Linked DNA regions of Homo sapiens: region 2 is linked to region 1. Evidence: chromatin loops called from intact Hi-C (ENCODE). Cell type or tissue: adrenal gland. All regions are shown on one strand.

The links. Hi-C counts contacts between places; a loop is a spot of excess contacts. Peaks named below come from ENCODE experiments on the same cell type or tissue, not always from the same donor. Only the 100,000 strongest peaks of a DNase experiment are listed, where the experiment ranks them.
Region 2: a loop joins it to region 1, with 1.8 times the contacts of the local background. A loop is called at or near these places in 3 of 110 quality-filtered maps.

What each region holds. Positions count from the first base shown.
Region 1 is chr13:98,871,911-98,876,910 of GRCh38, reverse strand. All of the region lies in intron 27 of DOCK9 (dedicator of cytokinesis 9), which reads left to right. Among named protein-coding and RNA genes, the nearest start is that of DOCK9-AS1, 42 kb to the right of the region's middle. RefSeq lists an enhancer at 1,378-1,437. In adrenal gland, no CTCF peak of the experiment used is centred here; no DNase peak of the experiment used is centred here.
Region 2 is chr13:98,922,302-98,927,301 of GRCh38, reverse strand. It overlaps DOCK9 (dedicator of cytokinesis 9), which reads left to right. Exons shown (of 53, transcript NM_001366683.2): 4 at 1,383-1,465; 5 at 3,931-4,000. Among named protein-coding and RNA genes, the nearest start is that of DOCK9, 53 kb to the left of the region's middle. In adrenal gland, no CTCF peak of the experiment used is centred here; no DNase peak of the experiment used is centred here; H3K27ac peaks cover 1,833 bases.

The DNA.
Region 1 (5,000 bases):
TAACCATAACATAATTTACTATAAAAAGAGATTCACAAACACCTGCTTACCACCTTGAGGGTTCAACATTTTCACTTTTAGAGCACTCCTCTCTGGCTTCTGCTTCCCTGGCCCTGCAGACACCCTGCTGTTCTTTGCCCTAATCACACATTATTGAGCTGAGAGCTCCTCTAACATTTTCTTAAAGCCTTCATTCAGTGTGTCTCGTATCTTAAGAGTAATGAGTTTTCTGTTTGAATTAGTTGTTTTTGTGTTTGTCTTATTTACATCTGAAGAATTTTATGTCCTAATTCTTTGTTTTAGTCTTCTGAATTTATGAATATTCACCATTCCTGTACCATTTGTGATTTCCAAAACTTTGATCTCATCCCCTTAGGGTTTTTAATATTTTTAGACCAAAATTATTAATTTATTCTGACCTTAATATTTTTTGCTCTTGTTGCCCAGGCTGGAGTGCTGTGACGCAATCTGGGCTCACTGCGACCTCCACCTCCTGGGTTCAAGCGATTCTCCTGCTTTAGCCTCCCAAGTAGCTGAGATTACAGTCATGCGCTACCACGCCCAGCTAATTTTATATTTTTAATAGAGACAGGGTTTCACCATGTTGGCCAGGCTGGTCTCGAACTCCTGACCTCAGGTGACCCACCCACCTTGGCCTCCTAAAGTGCTGGGATTACAGGCGTGAGCCACCGCGCCCAGCCAAGGGAACCTTTCTTGAAGTGTCATGACGAGGCACACACCAGTGTTGTAGGAGCACCTGGGCCCTGGATTCATAACAGCCAGATAGTGCTTTCAGTGCCAATTAAAGTGTTCTACTCAAGGATAGCTACACATGCATGTTGTGTATTAAGCTGATGCTTTCAGTGTACAATTTATGTCATTCTTGGTGGTAGTCGAGTGAGTCCATTCAATGCATATTTACATGGAGGGACATGGCACAGCGTTATGCTTACTTCCAGTGCTGCACTCCTGCTGAAGGTGGAAGTGGCCATGTTCTTGTCCCCAGCCAACCAAACTGTACATTGTTACATTTACTGAGGAAGGGTGTGAATCAGAACCCCTTCGAACTAGCATCTAAAATAAGTAATTTCCTTACTACAGCGGATGGACCTGCAAAGTATGGATGGATTGTGTATGACTGTGCCAGACTCTAGTTTCATAGGTGACATGTACTTGGAGGGTACAAGTGATATTTGAGAAAAATGTAAAGCAGACATCATCAAGGTCTGTGGAGGAGTCCTCTCCTCACTCTCTGCCCCTATGGTCAACAGTTTGTTGGTGTTTCTTTTCCACCATGTATATTTAGCAGCTGTAATTTCAGCAGACTGCTTTTGCATTTCCTTTCCTCCCACATGGAGTGAAGCACATTGCTGGCATTCCACAGGTATACTGGAAGAAAGGAGGTTGGAAAACCTAGCATAGGGTAGGATGAATATATGCCCTTAGACATTGCTTGTTTAACCTCCAACCATTTTCTAGCTAAATTGAAAAAGAAAAGAACTGTTTTTGAAAGTGAAAGAAGGAGGGTGTGGCTCATAGTCTGAATGGACTGTTTGGACTTCCCCTTAACCAAATTTGTAAACACTATACATATGTGATAGGTAGAATGCTAGTATGCATTCTACCAGTATGCTAGTATGCATTCACCCTCAAGTGTTTTGAACAGTTGTTTGTAATGTGCAAAGCATTGAGGAAAAATGCAAATGGAGTTGAGAGTGAACCCTTAACCTTGAAGCTCACCTAGTCACTGGAGAAAGAAAACGTTCAGCTTGGAACATTTAGAGCAGTGTGCAGGAAGGTGCATATGTGAGCTTCAAGAATCATAGATTTATGTGGGGATACAGTTGGAACTTTACCTGGGCCTTGCAGGATACCACAATCTAGGGATAGGAGAATGAGTACCAGGCAGAGGAAATAGCTCAGGCCCAGGTAAGGCCGCTGGGGCAGAGTTCAGGCTGGATAGATTGAGATTAGAGGGGAAAGAGTGAAAAACAAGATTAGCTCAGAAACAAAGATGAGATTATGGGGAGCTGTGAAGCCAAGCAGCAGATGAACTGGTAGAGACCTAGAGAGGTACAGTAGGTTCTTTAGTAGGAGTGGCGAGATGACAGAGAGTATAAAGATTAGCAGAGTGGCTTGGAAACTTTTATATCAATAAGTCTGCTTATCCCCTGAAGTATAAATAGCCTGTGGAACAGATTCACCAGACATTTTAAATTTTGATTTATTTATTTGTTTAGCTCTCTAACTGCAATAATATGAAATGACATTTTATGGTGATGCTGATGAAGATCTGGCATTGGGAGGATAAGGTGGGATTGAGGATGAGGATGGAGAGCATTATGAATGAGTAAGGGAGATTATTCAGACAGAACCATTCATTCAACCCTGCAGTTCCACGTCTAGATATCTGCTGAAGAGAAATGAAAGATGTATCCATGTAAAGACCTAAATGCAAATGTGCACAGTAGCTTTATTCATAATAATCAAAAACTAGAAACAACCCAAATGACCATCAGCTGGTAAATGGATACACAAATTGTGGTAACTCCACACAATAGAATGCTACTTAGTAATAAAATGGAACAAAGTAGTGAGTCATGCAACAGCATGGTTGGATCTCAAAAGCATTCTATGAACTGAAAGAAGTTAGACACAAAAGACTACATACCATTTGGGTCCATATCCTGTATATGACATTATAGAAAAAGAAAAACTACAGAGCGCAGAGCAGCCCCGTGGTTGCCCAGGACTGGAGGTGGGGATGGGGACAACAGATGTACTTTCTCTTCTTGACTGTGGTGATGGTTACAGTTATATTCACTTGTCAAGACTCACCAAACTGTAGACTTTTAAAGTCTGAATTTTATGGTATGTAAATTATGCCTCAATAAACCTGACTGAAACAAAACAGAGCACAGTAAGGTCAGACTTGAGTGGGGGAAGAAAGGCCACCTAGATATTGAGCGTGAGATCATAGAAGAAGGAGCTTTTGAGAGAGGCAGTAGAGTAGAGGGCTTGGTTTACCAGGGAAGGTGCAAGGTTAGCCTTGGGATGTCATATGCTTAGGGCTGTGGGTTCAGTGGCTATGACAGAGACCTGAAGTAACAGTGAGTTAAACAGGAAAGTAAAAGTTTATTTCTTTTTACTTGAAACCCCAAGCTCATAAGAGGCTTCTGTTCCACAGTTATGAGAGGCCTCCATCTTGTTTGCCCCCTGGAGTGCTGCTCCTCCTTTTGATCTAACTGGGTTCACCACCACATCCATGCTGGAGCCAGTAGGGAGGGGAAGATGCACCTTTCCTTTTAAGGATATGACCCAGAAGTTGCACTGCCACATCACTACCACTGCTATCGCATTGGCCAGAGTTAGCCATGACGGTACCTAGCTGCAAGGGATGCTGGTAAATGTAGTCTTTACTTTGGGTATCCATGAACCTAGTTAAAAGTTGAGGTTCTATTACCATGAGAGGGAAGAGAGAACAGATACTGGGAAGTCACCAGCCATTGTTTCACAAAGGGCTGAGGCATAGCCAAACACATTTCCAGTTGGCAGGTGAAGGTTCAGCCTGGGACAGGGAAGCGAACAGACAGAACTAAAGAAATAGATTTGTGAGTACCAATCTGCTGAAACCATAAGCCTAAGCTTTTCTCTGGGGAAAAGGACTGTGTTGATCTGAGTCAACAGATAGGAGTAGTCATGCTTGAGACTTATTGGGGCAATGACTACAAGGGAAAATGGGAAGGCGCTCAGGAGACAGTGGGAGAGCCATCAGAGGGCAGCACATGTGTGACCCAAGGTTAAGAAGAGAGAGAAGGAAGGAAGCGTCTTGGGCCACAGTGGAATTCTAAGTAAGAGAGGTGAGCAAGGCATTGGAGAGGCCTCAAGCCTCCTCCTCAGTCATCAGTGGAGTCCCACATCCCCCAGCAACAAGCCTGCTGCAGCTTCCTTTCCACCCTCAGTCACTGGCAGGGAGCAGCCATGTGAGGCATGGAGGCACGGGTGGCCTTGGTACAAATGCAGCTGTAGATTCCACAGCATAGTGGTGGGGCCAGGAGTTAATTATGTTCCCTGCAACTGAAGATGTGAGGTGCCATTCTCATTGTGTCAGCAGGGCAGAGAGTGAGGTAAACATGCAGATTATAGAGAGAAGACTGATCTTTGGGAATGAAAATGATGAAGAGGTAGGAAGAATGGAGTTTGTAGGCTGGGCGCAATGGTTCACATCTGTAATCCCAGCACTTTGGAGGCCTAGGTAGGAGAATCGCTTGAGCCCAGGAATTCCAGACCAGCCTGAGCAACATAGTGAGACGTCATCTCTGCAAATGTGAACAAAATTAGCTGGGCATGGTGACACATGCCTGTTATCCCGGCTACTCAGGAGACTGAGGTGAGACGATTGCTTGAGCCCTGGAGGATGAGGCTACAGTGAGCTGTGATTGTGCCAGTGCACTCCAGCCTGGGCGACAGAGTGAGACCTTGTCTCAAAAAAAAACAAAAAACAAAAACAAAAACAAAACCAAGTTGTAGAAGAAAATAGGAGAAAGAGGAAATAACATAGGGATCTTGATAAAGGGGAGTAACCAGAATGCAGGGAAATGTCATTGGTAAATTTCTTCTCAGCCCCATTACTTTTGTTGTTTGCTAAGCCACAAAGAGAAAGTTTCTTAATTAAAAGTCTTATTTACGTCGGAAAGCAGTAAAATAGCCCATAGAGAAGAGGCCTCTAAACCACACCAGAGAGTGGAAGAACACAGTGCAGAACAAAGAAGTGAACATTTGAAGACCATTCCGAAGTCCTCACCCATGAAGCAATGATTGGGCAGCACAGCTGTGGGAGAGCAGATGACCTGTAGGGCGGGGAGTAGCCCATCCTGGGTCTCTACGAAGACCTGGCTGTTAACCGCAGCGTCCACAGGGGCCTCCACAGCCAGGCTGAGTGTGGGTCTTCAGGGAGATCCCGTTCATTCGAGGAGTCAGTTGGTAGGCGCTGAGCAGCC
Region 2 (5,000 bases), 50 kb before region 1:
ATTTTGAGTGTGAATGTATGATACTCAAAATGTGAAAATGCTTTGAGAAATCTAAAAAAATCATTTTCAAGGATAAAATAGCATTTTAAAATATTCTTAACTACAGAGTAAAAAAATCAAAAAGTTTGCCAGCTCCAAAATCTGACTTTGCGCTTAGCCCTTCTCTGCCATTTATTCCACCTCTCAGAATAATTTTAAAAACTTACATTACCTTCACATCACACATCACACCCTTGCCAGTAAAGTGCTTATTGTAGAGCCTGGCACAAAATAAGCACTTGCTGCTGTTGTAATTCTTACTTTCATGAGTTTGGAGGTGGAGGGGAGTTTGCTTCAGAAGACCTTCAGGCATGGCCTGTGACACAGATAGAAAGGTTGACAGTAGAAACGATGAAGTGAAAGAAGCAGAATAGAGACGTTGTTCATGTTAGTTACAGCCAGAGCCAAATAAACTAGATAAGGCATAAATACATTTATCGACCTATGTTTTCATTGATTCACTCATGCTTTTTTTCCACCCACACTGAAGTCTGCACATAAATAGTCAAGTGCTGACTGGACAGAAGATCATTTGAACTAAGCTGATTTTAACTAAAATTCTTTAGCTTTTGATTTTGACTCATTCATATTTGAAGATCTGGTGGATGTGGCATTATAATCTTAGGCTTTATGCACTATTGGAGGATCTTCATGGGTGGATGAACGACGGACACCAGGCTGGCCCATTGAATCTGTCATGTGGCGAGGTAGTTTGAATGCAGTCTGTGTAGGTGAGGTCACTAATAGAATCCTTGGCAGTGGAAGACTACATTAAACATTCTGTACACACACACAGATGAAAATGTCATGGTGCTAATATTAATTGGAATGCATATGTTTCTTCCTAATTATTTCACTCTTTTCCTTATGAATGGAAAGAAAAACTGAGGGCAGATTTATATGGTAATATTAACTAACAGAGCTAGCTAGTTCTAATATTAGTAAATACCATGAAGGCGTCTTTAAGTTCACGCATCCTATTCACTTTTATGTCATAGTAGAGGCCACATGGCTTTTTAAGAACCAGGTGCTTACTCTGAAATAGTCCATTGTTAAGTAAATGTCACAAGGTTAGGTGAAGTTGTCTCCTTGTAAAACCTGCTCTCAGATCATTAATGATGATAACTTAAAGTGATACTACCCCCAAGGGTAATGTTTCAGTGGTTCAAAGTCTCAAGCTTCACAGGAATCTCTGGTGGTGGAATTTCAGGCATTAGCTCGTTGATGGGAAAAAATTTTTTTGATGTTTCTATGGGTATGCCTTCACAAACTTTCCCAAGTGTTTTCCAAAAATCACGTCTTTCTGTTTTTTATTTTCTATTTTTAAAATCCCCCTTCAATAGTGCATCAAAACCTATAACTCTGACTGGCATCTTGTGAACTATAAATATGAAGATTACTCAGGAGAGTTTCGACAGCTTCCGAAGTGAGTAAGCTATATTATACACATAGGGAAAAGTCTTTGTACTTGAAATGCTTGGGGGGAGGTATGTAACTTCATATGCAATCAGAGTAATTGAGGAAAATATTTTTAGATGGTTTATGTGTATGTGGTGTAACTATTGTTTACAGGGCCTTTGATTGTAAGACTCAAACATGCTACTTTGGTATTGATAGGTAGTAATAAACATGTGGATGGTTTAATTATGTCCAGTGGTTCTTTTCAGGGTACCACTGATAAATAAATAGGTGAAATTTTTTCACTACAAAATATAAAACAAACAAAACGTAAGTGTACTGAAATATGCTGCAGTGCATTTTTTCCTTGAAAAGAATATTTTGAAGAAGATAATTATAAAGAGCATTTTACATTGAATAAATTTTATGTTTTTAAAAAAAGTAAATCAAGAAACAAGCATTTTCCCAGTTAAATTTTTTTTTTATCTCCTTTAATGTATTAACTTATTCTAGACTATACCAAAAGCAAGTGTATTTAGATTGAATAGTTGTGGCCAAAGTGAATCGCGGTAGCTAGGTATTGCCTTGACAGACTATCTTTTATAAAAGGTTCCATTGTGTGTTGCTTTAAAGGAATACCTGAGACTGGGTAATTTCTAAAGAAAAGAGATTTATTTATTTATTTTTATTTATTTAGTTTTGAGACAGAGTCTTGCTCTGTCACCCAGGCTGGAATACAATGACACGATCTCTGCTCACTGCAACCTCCACCTCCCAAGTTCAAGCAACTCTCCCGCCTCAGCCTCCCGAGTTGCTGGGATTACAGCCACTTGCCACCACGCCCGGCTAATTTTGTATTTTTAGTAGAGACAGGGTTTCACCGTGTTGGCCAGGCTGGTCTCGAACTCCTGAACTCAGGTGATCCACCTGCCTCTGCCTCCCAAAGTGCTGGGATTACAAGCATTAGCCACCGAGACTAGCCAAGAAAAGAGATTTATTTCGCTTATAGTTCTGCAGGTTGTACAAGAAGCATAGCACTGGCTTCTGCTCAGCTTCTGTTGAAGACTTTTGTGCTGCTTCAAAACATGATGGAAAAGGTCAAAGGGAAAGTTGGCACTTGTGAAAAGAGACCAAAGAGGAGGAGGAAACTCACTTTATAACAACCCATTCTCTTGGGTACTAATCCATTTCAGCAACAAGTAATCCCATCTTGCCAGGAACAAGAATTCACTCATTACTGTGAGAACAGCACCAAGCCTCTCATGATGGATCTGCCCCATAACCCACTAGGCCCAATTATGCAACAACGGGGACCAAATTTCAATCTGAGTTTTGGTGGGAATAAAAACCATATCCAAACCATAGCAGTTGGCAAATTGAATTATACTTGATTTTGGGAAAATTGAAAGCAAATAGTGATGGATTATGTTTTAAAACTAACCATCACCAATGAAAATATTACTTGAGACCTGATTAATGTATTTTTCTTTGCGTTTGTTACATCTTTGAGCTGGAACCTTTTATGCGGTTCTCAGTAGACCTAGCTGTTTGTTTTTCCTCCTTGTGTGGCTTTGCCACTCCTTAAGAATGTTCGGCCAATTCCCCGATTGCCTCTTTTTAAACCTCAGCCAGGAACACTCCCTCCTAGTATTATCTTCTCCAGATGGGTAGCCCTTTAGTTCTATATTTACCCAATCCTCCCTTAGGGATTTTTTAATTCTTCCCATTGGATTGGCTTAACCCATCTTTGTTGATCCTCTTGTTCATAGTCTCAGGGTTGAAAGATATCAGACTATGTCATGTCGTATACTTACTATCTAATAGACTGCTGGTACATTTTCTCTCTTGGCATTAATGAGAATTTCCAAATGTGTGATGAGAAAGAGAGGGAGAATTGTAACAGTGGTGAAGAACACAGATTCTGTGTTCTGCCTCAGACGACTCTGCCGTCTGTCAGCCTGATTTTCCTCATCTGTTAAATGGCCTTAACAACAGTCACCATGATTAAAGGATTAAATGAGAGGGCACATGAGAAGTGCGCAGGGCCTAGCACGTCATACCCATTGAGTAAATGTAAGCTGCTTATTGGTATTGGTGTCTTGTTTTTGTTGTGGTTAATACCATCATTGTTAATCGGTTTCAACGCAACAACTCAATCTTCCTTTTTTTCCTCATAAACTTTGTATTAAAAGTTATTCTACCAAGTCTTTGTTTATTAAAAACTAATCCACTTTCTTATTTTTAGTATGCCTGCTAACTCCCCAGAAGCTATGCTGTCTTTTCCACATAGCTTTTTGGAGCTTTCTTACTCAAGTCTCTTGGCTTACCCACCTTGAAAAGCAAGGGCATAGATGGTTTTATTCTTTGTCTGAATAAAGAAGCTGGGCCATCTTTGGATTTAGTAAAGGCCGGGCCCTATGATGGAGGAAGAAATGCAAAGCCTCTTCCTTGACTAGGCATTTCTAAAACAAATTTTCTTTGTTGTTTTTATAGCAAAGTGGTCAAGTTGGATAAACTTCCAGTTCATGTCTATGAAGTTGACGAGGAGGTCGACAAAGATGAGGTGGGATACCTGCTTGCTGTTGCTTCTCTTTTCACTCTAGATTTAAACATCAATTTTACAGACTTAGAAGATTAGTTAGAAAATTACCGACATTTAGCCAAAACAGGCATTGGAGTGTTACATGAAACGGGAATAATTTTTTAAAAATGTTATTGATTGATTGGAATAAGGTCTCTGTTTCAACTTTACTGCTTAGCATTTCATGTTCTCTTGGTTGTGTTTATTTGTTCTGAGATCATTTTCAAAGACTTGGATCAGATCTGGCTACATTGTTAAAAGATATCAAGATGACTTAGACCTTGAATTTAGGTTGTTTTTCAACAGATCTCGAAACAGCTGCCAGCCAGTAGATTTAAATGGCTATTTCTTCAATGATTGCTTTTAGTGAAGTCTGATTTGATCAAGCCCACTCCCCCTATTCCTAGAGGAAAGCTCATGGCTAAAGAACTATATAAAGGGAGTAGGGCATTGAGATGAGTCTGCCCACTGAGTGAGGGAAACCTCACAAGAAGACAATGCCCATCTCTGCATTTCTCATCCTCCCCATTGATTGTTAAGTGTCCCATTGTGAGTTTAGGTTTTTCCTTCTTTAAAAAAATTGTCAGCTGAGCTATAACATTAGCCACTCATTAAGCAATGTGCATGTAGCAAATTATTTTTATTCCCCCCATCACTTTATCTCTCCTTTCTGTATTGCCTCAATTTCCTCCCTTGCTTTATTCACCTTTCCCTGAACTAAGCCTCTGGGAAGGTTTCCAGGAATGTGCATGTGCTTTTGTCCTCTGACTATAGGGGAGTGTCATTTGAAAACATTTTTTCGTGAAACCAGGCAAGACCTTCCAACGTGAGTGGTCAGTTGAGGTATGTCCTTTTTGGTCCTTTTGTGGCTCATTAAACACTGACAAATAAAAATTTGGACAGGAGCTAGCTTTGCCTTTAATGGAATAAAGTTTTCAGAAATGTAGGCGGGTCTCTCTCTTTCACCGCTAAGTGGACTTTT